2 separate regions of the Homo sapiens genome follow, and region 1 is linked to region 2. A link is a loop called in an ENCODE intact Hi-C map of the cell type or tissue named here. Cell type or tissue: B cell. All regions are shown on one strand. Each heading gives the region's core, and the rest is flanking DNA. Links, peaks and the distances in the headings are about the cores only.

What was found. Hi-C counts contacts between places; a loop is a spot of excess contacts. Peaks named below come from ENCODE experiments on the same cell type or tissue, not always from the same donor. Only the 100,000 strongest peaks of a DNase experiment are listed, where the experiment ranks them.
Region 1: it touches region 2 in a loop (8-fold over the local background); 2 of 110 quality-filtered maps call a loop at or near these places.

Annotation. Positions count from the first base shown.
Region 1 is chr6:113,968,447-113,973,823 of GRCh38, forward strand. HDAC2 (histone deacetylase 2) reads right to left here and starts at 2,702. Exons shown (of 14, transcript NM_001527.4): 1 at 2,411-2,702. The coding sequence starts at 2,462. It overlaps HDAC2-AS2 (HDAC2 and HS3ST5 antisense RNA 2), which reads left to right and starts at 1,255. Exons shown (of 10, transcript NR_125845.1): 1 at 1,255-1,832. RefSeq lists silencers at 1,843-2,162, 2,373-2,672, 2,614-3,057, 3,033-3,212 and an enhancer at 2,219-3,197. In B cell, for the core only: a CTCF peak has its summit at 2,658; DNase peaks (open chromatin) are centred at 2,025, 2,845 and 3,485; H3K4me3 peaks cover 2,749 bases; H3K27ac peaks cover 2,179 bases.
Region 2 is chr6:112,084,775-112,090,151 of GRCh38, forward strand. TUBE1 (tubulin epsilon 1) reads right to left here and starts at 2,708. Exons shown (of 12, transcript NM_016262.5): 1 at 2,636-2,708; 2 at 2,459-2,532; 3 at 1,782-1,834. The coding sequence starts at 2,660. It overlaps FAM229B (family with sequence similarity 229 member B), which reads left to right and starts at 2,817. Exons shown (of 4, transcript NM_001033564.3): 1 at 2,817-2,946. RefSeq lists enhancers at 2,238-2,287, 2,422-2,953, 2,688-2,877. In B cell, for the core only: a CTCF peak has its summit at 2,045 (motif pointing right); a DNase peak (open chromatin) is centred at 2,797; H3K4me3 peaks cover 1,911 bases; H3K27ac peaks cover 1,639 bases.

The DNA.
Region 1 (5,377 bases), core at 330-5,329, 1.9 Mb after region 2:
AAAATATAAGTTTTTGGATGAGGTCAGCACACTATCACATATTAATAATTAGCATAATATAAACATTAATAATCTCTGCAAAATATTTTAATTCCCTCCCACAAAAATTAAAAGAGTATGTGAAACATAAGCAACTAGGAACTCCACTTTAACAAACGAGTCACAGACAAAAGACAAAATAACCCACCAGAGATTTCCAAACTATCAGCTATTCACTTGTTGCTGGCCATCACGTAAGCAGGTGAATGGGCTACAATAAAGTATCATATTAAGTCACAATCACAAGACAAATATTTCCACCCTACTTATCAAGCTTGCATCCTTTCCCGGGTACCCGTGCCTGCTCCCATTCCCACAACGAAGGTTATCATAAATGGGCCCAGGACAAGAGCGCTGTTCAGAAACTGCTACTCAAGTGTACCCTCCTGGTTCTAGGGTTCCATTGTGGTGACAACAAATTACAAGCAGCTTACTTCCTCAGAGCCCATCACTACCAACACCAACTGACAGCTTCGAGAAGGACCTCAGTACCACTTTCCCTAACCAAAATTTTCCTCTTTACTCCAAGCCCTGACAAGGATAAATCTCTAAACTTTAGAAACAATGTAATTTTACAAATTAACTTATACGCAGGGTTACTTCCTTTCCAATTTGATCAGGGAATGCAGGGCAAGAATAACCCAAAATATGCAATGTAAATCATGTTGAAATTAAAATGTATTTCCATCTCCACCCCTCCACGATGGCATAATTTCAAATCAACTTATATAATGCATATCTAGTCCTCTGAAAAATCATTTTTAAAAGTAGGGCTGTTATTATTCTGTCCTAGCTATCGCAGATCAATTTAGATTTGTTCTGTAAGATTTCAGATTTTCCCCAAATGACACAGGTGGTTATTTTATATGTATCAGTCATTAAAAGATTAATCCTTTTTAACTAAAAAGAGACAGTACGGTCATTTACAAGTTAAAGTAGATTTATTCTGAGCTGGTGCTCTGGGGTCTTACTTCTCTAAAATTTTGTGATTTACAATACACCACATGTAGGAAACAGCTTCCAAAATTTGTATTGCTTCCTACAAATCAGACAGGACTTTCAGGAGAAGGAGCCTAGGATAGATTCTCTGTTAAATTTTGGAATCCCTTCTCTCAAGAGTAACCTACTATAAACTATTTACCAAGCCTTTGTGAAATCTGTATAACAGGTTACTACTCCATTGAGCAAGAAAACACAGGAAACAGGATTCGAAGATTTAATGTTACTGCTCATACTCCAAATTATAGAATGCTTAAGATAATTAAATTATCTGACTTTTATAATTCACTACACGGTGACCTCAAATTTACCTCATTAGAATATTTAGTACTTCTGCACTTCTCCCACTTCTCAAAGTTTTCCCATACCAGGATTCCCCACCACCTAGGAACAGCCTTTGCAAGATACCAATGCTCTCTAAATCCCCAAAGCAGGGTCTATTTCCTGATCGAACAAAGAGCAACAAAGAAGTGGGTGGTAACCACCTCTCTGAGGCAAGCCAGGACCCATGGAGTCTGATCTACAACACAAGCAGTAGCAGTTCCACATCTCCCTACCACCTCTTATTTCCTACGAAGTCTTTCTGCCTGAAACTGGAAAACCCGAACTATTATTGAGGAAGTGAAGCCCTTCCATTTGAATCCTGAGAAAGACGCGCTCAAAGAACCCAGCGAACAAAGGAGAGGGTTGGAGCCCACGCAAAACATGGGTGTGATAAAGCCACACGCGACCTGAGCCCCCACCCTCAGTAACTACTCTCCAGCGCCCACCGGGAGGAGGGGTCCGGGGAAAGGGTAAGCCGAGGAAGGAGAAGACGCTCCGGCCAGACCGAACGCAGGGTAGGGGAGGCGAGCAGGCGAGGAGGAGGGAAGGGGACGGGAGGGGCGGAGCTCTCGCGGCCGCGGGGCTTTGTGTAGAGTCAAGGCCGGGATAGAAATTTTGCCTCGCGGGGGACGGGTCGAGGGGGTAGGAGGCCGACGCGGGGCACCCCAAACCTGCGTTGCCACGAATGGTGGGCGGGAGAAGGGAGAGAATGGGCCGCCCCCTTCGCCGCCGCCACCACCAAGGCGGGGTAGGCCGGCGCCGTCCCCAGCGGCGGCCACCTTCGAGGCTGCGGACTGCACGGCCGAAGGGGGAGAGGCAGGAGACAAGACGGGCGGGCCCCCTGATTCCCGCCCGCAGGAACCGCGGGGGCTGCGCCAGGAAGAGGGTCTCGTTCTAACTGTGCCGGGCCGGGAACGGGTTAAGATGCGGCCAAATGTCGGTCCCTCCTCCTTCCCACCCCTCAGCCCCGGCGCCCACTCGCGACGGCAGCCGCGGAACCCAGCGCCCGGCCCCGCGCGCCCACCCCGACACCGGCCCGGCCGCTCACCGTCGTAGTAGTAGCAGACTTTTTTTTTGCCGCCTCCTTGACTGTACGCCATGGGCTCCCCGGCCACCGCCGCCACCGGGCTCCTCCTCCTGCTGCTGCTGCTGCTGCTGCTGCCGCCGCGGCTCGGCCGGGAGAGAAAAGGGCTGAGGGAAACGTGGGGGCGATAGTCCCGCGGGGAAGGGCAGGCCGGTGGGAGGAGAGGAGGGGGCGCCGGGAAGGCTCGGTACCACCCGGCAGAGGTGCCGAAAGCTCGGAATCGGAGGTGGCAGCGGCACCAACTCGCGAGGAGGGGGCCACCAAACCACCTCAGGAGGCCGCAGGGAGGTGAGCGCATCCACTGCGGCCTCCACGGGGGAGGAAGGGGCACGGCTGGAGAAGGAGGCCGTTTCGGGCTCGAGGTTAGAGGCCCTGTTAGGGTGAACAACCTGCGCAAGGCGGCGCCATACACAGTGTTAAAATGAGGAAGAAGACAAGCTTTCGCTGCGCAAGTAGATCCAGGGAGCGTGCAGCCGGGTGGACGTTCTCCCCCTCAGGTCTGCGCGCAGTGGTTGCGCCTGTCCCCGAGCCTGCGCAGTCGGCGCCTCGTAGCCTTGGCGGTCTGGACCCCTCCTCGGCGTCCCACGCTGCTCCCCTCCCCCACTGTCGCGAAGCTCCCGCCCAAGCCGACCACGTGCCGCGAGCCCGGCGGGGAGAGCCCACTCCCGCGCCCCTTCCGGGCCCACTACCCCGCCGGGCTGTGGCCCATCGCCCCAGTGCCTGGTAGCCTAGTTTTCTCGTTTGTCGTTTGTTCACTTATTTATTATTATTATTATTATTTTGACTCGTAATGGGTATGAGGTGTAAGGGGGCCTATTACGGATGTTAAGGGGAGAGGGCACCGCTCGGGTTTTAATAAGCATCTGTGGAGCTCATTTATAAGGTACAGTTCTAAGCACTTGCATTTATAATATATTCCATTGATAATCTATTTATAATATTTAATCTCATTTAAGACTCTCAACAACTCTAGGAGGTAAGTGGCAATTGTACTCCTTCTTTATAGGTGGAGGCAGATTAAGGAACTTGTTCTTACTGCTAACTGATAAGTCTGGAGGTTTGAACTCATTCTGCAAACTCCACGCACCCTAGCTGTTCCACTCTGCAGCAATGCTGCTGGCTAGACACTGGAAGATTGGAGCAGAAAGACTTTCGAAACTCTTGGAGGTTATGAATACAAGTGTTCCTCTGTTAAATAAATCCACATTTATCAAGTACCTACCTTAAGCCAGCCACCTTGCAGGTGAGGGCTGGAGGCTAACAGCCTGTTTTATAGCACCCAATCCCAGTTATATAAAATTGCTATCCCTACCCCCCAAATACACCCCTATTAAAAAAAAAAAAAGGCTGTATTGATGCTGGAATTTAAGAGCCACTACCAAAAATACCCCTTTTAATTTGCTGTTTGACTTCAAAATCCCGAAAGTGTTCATGCTTAAAGCAGCAATTTTCCCCAACCTCACCCCCAAGAGATTTAGAAAAAGTTAAGTCCAGGGTGGCCCCTGCCCTCCCTCCGCCCCCTCCTCTGTATTTTTAACAAGACCCCAGGTGACTGATGAAGTTGCTAGAGAAATTACGGTGAGTGAAACACTGGCCTAGAGGTAAAGTTAATTGACCTTCTAAGTTGTGCTCTATCAAGTACAAAATCAACTTGGAAGATTCTGAGAACAGAATAAGTGAATTTAGTAGAAGTGAATGTTCTTCCCCAGGGCCAACACAATGAAGTCTGAAATGACACTTTGTTTCTTTTGGGAAGACTTCCCTGACCCCTCTCCCGCCAAGACTGTTCTCCATGCCATGTACGTTGTATGCTGTAGCTCAACACTTAACCATGTTGCAGTTGCCCACAACTCGTCTGAATGTCCCACTATGAATGGAGTGTCATAAATGAAGGGACCAGGTTTATCTTGCATGTAATAGTTTCTCTAGTGCCTGTGACTTAGGGCAAGTCACTTAAACGTTTTTTGAATTGCCTTATCTGTAAAATGGGGCAGTATTACTTGGAGAGTAATATTCAGAATCTCAAATAAGAAAATTAATATGGAATACTTTTAAAAAATGAAGAATTATGTGAATAAGGGATTATTAGGATTACTATAATAACAGTGACAATTACTAAATTACTGTTTGCACCCACAGCACCTAACATTGAACTTGTGAGAAGAGCCTGGACATATCTTTTGACTAGCTGAGAAACGTATTTATTATTTAATAATTTTAAACCAATAGAAGCAAGTTACATTACCTTTAGAAACTGGTGTGGGAGGAGTTTTATCCCATGATAGGAGTTGGCCAAGAGAATTCTGTCTATAATCTCTACTATGTTAGCAGAGCTAAAAGTGGCATCAGTTATTGAAACCCATTGACAAGCTCCAGATTTCATTGACCACATTCTAACTCTGCTGTATCAAACCCTTTTAAATATGGAGTTTTAGACAGTGCAGTAAAAGGAAACCAGCTGAAAGCATGGATAATTCATAGGATGCGTGCATAGTTAAGGACTGTCTTTTTCCTTAAATTGTTCTTCTTTAGTTTCTGCTCCATCTATAGGTGCTTATTTTTTCAATCTCGAAGATATTTAGTGCTTTGAAATTGTTCAGTAAAATGATCTCTTAAACAGAAATGATTATTTAAGAATAGGACTGCTAAGAAACTGATGGCCTCAGCTTATGCTAAAAATTAAACCCTGCTGACAACTGCAGCAGATAGTTTAATTTCTATAAGAGAATTATTCATATAAGCTTATTTCTACTGTAAGGAAATTTAGGTTTCTTAGTGCTAATTTTGTGTAGTAATTCCATACGGCGATACAGAAGGTAGAGAAGTACAGTGGCACACTACAGTGTTGTCGTAAACTCACACAGCCTCAAGCTGAATTCTGATCTTGTAAGCATGGTGCCTATCTTTACACAGTACTACAAGCTATAACTT
Region 2 (5,377 bases), core at 137-5,136:
TGTAGTTTTCTATTGCAGTTAACACCCATCAACTGATATAACTGGTATTTACCATTGAGTATCTAAGGTTGTTCTCAGAATTTCACGTTGGAAATAAGTTGCCAAAGTACTAAAATCTAACGCAGTATATGGGTCAATAAAGACAGTTCACAAGACGGAATATATGAAGGGTAGCCAATCATCAGGCCAAATTCAACTAGCTGCCTGTTTTCCTAAATAAAATTTTATTCAAATGTGGACACACCCATTCCTTTATGTATTACCTATGCCCACAATCATGCTACAGATCAAGTAGTGGTGCAAAAGACTTTATGGTTCACAAAACCTAAAATATTTACTGCCTGGTCCTTTACAGAAAATATATGCATGCCAACCCATGCTGTAGGTAAATTCCTATCATGCTACTCAAAAGGTATAAAAATTTGATAAGAATAGTACACAAAGATATGGTTTTACTTTGAAAAATATTTTTTGTACTAAGCTGTGGAACAGATGCTGCATGTGTTGATAGTACACAGAAAGAAGTGCAAGATGCCACAACCCTGTTTGCCAAACTTACCGGGAAAATAATAGTGCTCTCAGGTTAAAGTATAAAACACACAGAGTAGATGAGAGTGTAGTTATGAAGAGTCACCTTATGAAGAAAGAAAAGCTCCCAGGCTGAGTCTCAACTATGTAATACTCAATGTAAGCGTTGGGTAACAAGAAGTAAAGAGGTGGGTGTAGGAACTTAGCAAGAGAAGCGCCGGAAAGGAAGTATGACAGAAGCAAATTTGAGTCTCCTAAGAGAATTTAGAGGTGAGGATATTGTGGGCTACAAATAAGAGGGAATCTATAGTCTATATGACAGATATCTCCATAAAATAAATATAAATGATACCAGCCATTAAAGTAACTAACTTCCTTTGGTCTGATTCCATGGTCACCAAGCAACCTTCAGATTATTACACAGCTTTTCAGTTAGATTTCCTACAAAAGATAAAGTAATGTGCCTATGAAAATGAGAATTTGGTCTTTGGTTAACCTGGCTGTACTGGAGAGCACTGAACCCATCTCGAGATGCCAATGACACTTCTGAGTTTGCAAGCCAGTGCCCTAGATAGACTCTGGAATTCACCCAGGAAGCGCGGACTAATCAGCTTTCTCTGAAGATAACTGCTCACACACCCAGCCAACTATTTTAAACTAGAACTGATGTTCCTATTGGATTAAAGCCTGACACGAAGTATGTATTTTTCAGTTTAAGCACAGGACAGTTAGTTTTATGAAGTATTTTGAAAATGCATGAACTTAATGATTTAATATTAAAAGCTTATGGAGATATCCTAAACGGCAACTTAAATTACTCTTCCAGATAAAACATATATGGTACTTACATATACTCTTTATTAAATAAACAAAAACAATCCAACAACTGCTTGTCACCTTTTTAAGTATATTTTTATACTTACAGCATATATGTAAACAATATATTTTTCTTTCAAAAGTTAGTTATTACAGGATGCATTAACAAGATGCCCTCTGGGAAAATTTCAGCTTTCTTTTAATGAAACTTATTTCAAGGTTAAGTTAAAAGAAGTCACACTAAAGGGAAATCTGTTGTCTTCTTCGGGAAAATGATATAAGAATATTAATAATCTAATAGAATAAATATGCTTTCAATAATGAAACAAAAAAACACAACTTCGCAGCTGGCTATTTTTATTGTCCTTTGAAGAATTCTCTCCCAAGCTACTGAAACTTAAAGTATCACACTGTGACAGACTTTAATCCCATCTTACCTGGTGTCCACATTTCTAAAGAAGCTGCTTATTGCCTCATCATAAATTCCTTTCTAAAAAGAAAAACATATGTTAATAGCATTTAGGTTTTGCTTCTCGCCCAAATCAAGTTCTTTCAATTTTAATTACATAATACTGTAATGGCTAGGATGAGACTCTGATAAGAAAAACCAAGTATCACAAAATGCGGAGCCTGACTCTTCCCAATCTCCTTAGAAGAGTAAATGCCAGATCTACAGATAAAAAGTTCAGCAGGGGGTGCTAAAGAAAGGATTTCACCCATAGGACTGTAGGACAGGTCCATCAAATGAGCGTTCTCTGGATTCTTCGTAATCTTTTTAAAAGCTGACTGGTTAAATTAAGGAATACAATAACCACACGTGTTATCTATTTTACAAAGTACTTTCCCATATACAAATCTCACTGTTCTGCACACGAACACCAATAAAGAGGAGACCCTGAGAATCAGGAAAAACGTTAAGACTAAGGTCGCTGGCCAGTGTTCTTTTAGTTTAGTGTGTGTCTGACGCAACATGTTTAAAAACCAGTACGTTCTTTACTGGGAAGATCCCATGCATCTTAAACGGGTCAGATGAAAGCTCAAGTCGATTATTTCCTGCGTATGGGCTGGAAGACCTAGCTGACAGGCGAGGGGGCTCGCGGCGGCGGGCGGGTACCTGGTTGACCGCGGCGTGCTCCCTTAGTGCCAGGTCCCAGAAGCAGCAGCCGATCTGGTTTCCGCACTGGCCGACTGCGACCGGAGGAGAGGAAGGAAAGAGAATAGGACATTAAGCAGGAAACATGGCCGCTGGATTCCGCGGCGACCAGGTCTCTACCCGCCCGGCGTAGCTTACCCTGTACGACCACCGACTGGGTCATGGTGGTGCGCCGCCGGCTCCGGGAGCTTGCTAGCCCGCGGCCGCTTCTGCATTCCCCCAGCAACGGCGCTCTGCTAGAGAGCTGCCGTAAGTCACGCTACTGCCGCAAGCCTCTGCCGTCGCTAAGCACGTCTGTAGGTTCAGGCTAAGGTTTTCCGTCAGAAGGCCGCGCAAGTGCACTTGCGTGTCACCGTTACCGTAGCGACTGGGCTTCTGGACTGTATATCCTAGCTGCCTTGTCAACATCTTCGAGCATCGGCAGCTCCGGAGGCCGGGGTAACTGGCAGGTAACTAGGCTTTGGAGTGGTATTTTAAAATATGTGTCGTTAAGCTGTTCGTGGGCTATCAGAGGTTTAATTTTTGTTCACAGCCTCAACACCCGGGGCGGTGGATCAGTCCGTTTATTCAGATTCCACGGGACGCTGCGTTGGCATCTCTGTTCAACAAGCCCTTTATTCTAATAGAAAATGAACAATGGCGTTGAGCAAAGAGAAACCCCAGAGAAATAGTCATGTCAGGGCACAATTGAAACTAGATGGTTATACGCTTTGACAAAAATGGCAAAGCTAAGGTCACAGACCCAACCAGTATTTGTTGAACGCTGTATACTCCCCAAATTAACTTGTAGGCTCGCTGGGAAGATTAGAAAGAAATTAAGGCATAGATCCAGTTCCAAGAAGCTTACAATCTAATTGAAGACATACACGCGAAATACTTAAAGAATTGTGTGGCGTTGACTATAAGTGCAATAGGATTCAGTGGTTGAGGATGTAGATGAGTATGTAGAAGTCTGATAGAAGACACGAGATTAACACTAGGCATTTAGATGGGTATTTAGATGGGATAGGCAGGAGAAGATTAAAAAGTTAGGCATTATGACAATTACCAACTACTTAAAATTGTCAAACATTAAAATATGTAAACTTCTATTGATCAAATTAGACCAGATTTTAATTAAGAACTCAAGTACTTCTTTAATGAAATTAATATTTTCCACAAAAATTCTGAAGAACTACGAAACTCTAAGAAGTCTTCTTTGTTTAATAAAAAGTTATATGGTATGTGCTATGAATATGTGCTAATATGAACTGTAATATTCAATGGATTAGAACACTTTATTGTCCCACCAAGACACGTAGTAGTTACTATTAAATTTCTCTGGTAGCCGGTAGGTTTAAAGTTGCAATGGATTTTATATCTTTTGGTAATAGGCAGCTTTCGGTCAGTAAATTTTTGTAGGCTGGATTTATTCTTAACTTCTTACTGAGTATGGGGTCAGTGGTAGAGGTAAAGTTGGGCATTTTAGGTCTTGATGCTAAAGTCCCAACGTCTGGGGCTTCCAAAATTTGCAAGTCTTGGTCCAGTTTGTAGGCAGTGATGTGAATAGGTCTGTATCAGTGTGTTATCAGTGCTAGGTGAGATGATACACTGGCCTTTGCAGAGCCCTACCCTTCATGCAGTCCCAGTCATTATTCCCCACACAGGAAAGAAAAGTCCTAACACATCTTATTAATAACTTCAGTCTCTAGAGAATCAGACTGAGAGACAGTTCTGCTTAAGAGCCAAGCAAGGTAGAGCCTCACATGCCAGCCACTCCAAAACTTCCGTATATGCAAACCCGGGTGAGCCAAGTTGAGATCGGTTGAACCGCAGCGGGCTATTCAGAATATTATAAGCAAGAGAAATGTTTTTGGTTGAAATTACTGAAATTTTGGGGTGCAGTTTTATTGTAGTGATAGCTGACCAACATACAGAGCAAATAGAGTGAACAGAATTCCACATGCTGAAAATGAAAAAGAAAAAAATTATTGGGAATCCTATGGACTCCTAAAATTGAAGGAAGGAAGACAAGGATGGAAGGGAGAGAGGGAGGGAAGGGGGAGAGGAAGGAAGGAACGATGTAAAAGATGGATAAAGTACAAGACCTTGGGGTAAAACCTAGCCTAAGAGGGGAGAAAAGAAAATTCATCATATCTACTTTGTGCTGAAGAAGAACTTAAGAATATGAATGCAATAAAACAGGAACTTAAAGACAAGATACTAAAATAATAAGACTCAAGCTCTATGAGGGCTGAGTCTTGTTGTTTTATCCACTACTAGGGATAGTACCTTGCATATAGTAGATAGTAAATAAATATTTGATGAATAAATGAAATAAAATGGAGATAAAAGAACTAAGGAAATTAACTGAAGACAACAACATCCACCTTAAAGGACTTAAAGAAATAATTTTTAAAAGCATTTAAGAAGCAGACTAGAGAGATGCACATCAAATTATAATGTAGAGGAAAGTCTTAAAATAATAACAATACTAGGCAAAACCCAGAGATATGAAAGTTATTAAAAATAATATGTATGAAGGAGACAAAGATGGCTCAACATAAGATTAACATGTGCCCACAGCAAATGGAGGAAAAAATGTACTTGATAAAAAAAAAGGAAGAAAAATACATAGATTAAAAGGATACACACTATGTTCTATAGGACAATTTATAGAAAAATCAACACCAAGACATGCAGCCTCATTAAGGCATTCAACTTTTCAGAATAAAGAGAGAATTTTTTAGGTACCTAGGCATGAAATGAACGGGGGAGTGGGATGAAGAAAAAACAATTAATTAGAGTACTTTAGACTCATCTATATAGCACATTCAGTACTGGAAGGCATTGAAAACATGCTGCAAAGTTCTGAAGGGGAATAAAATGTTTTAGAAGAAA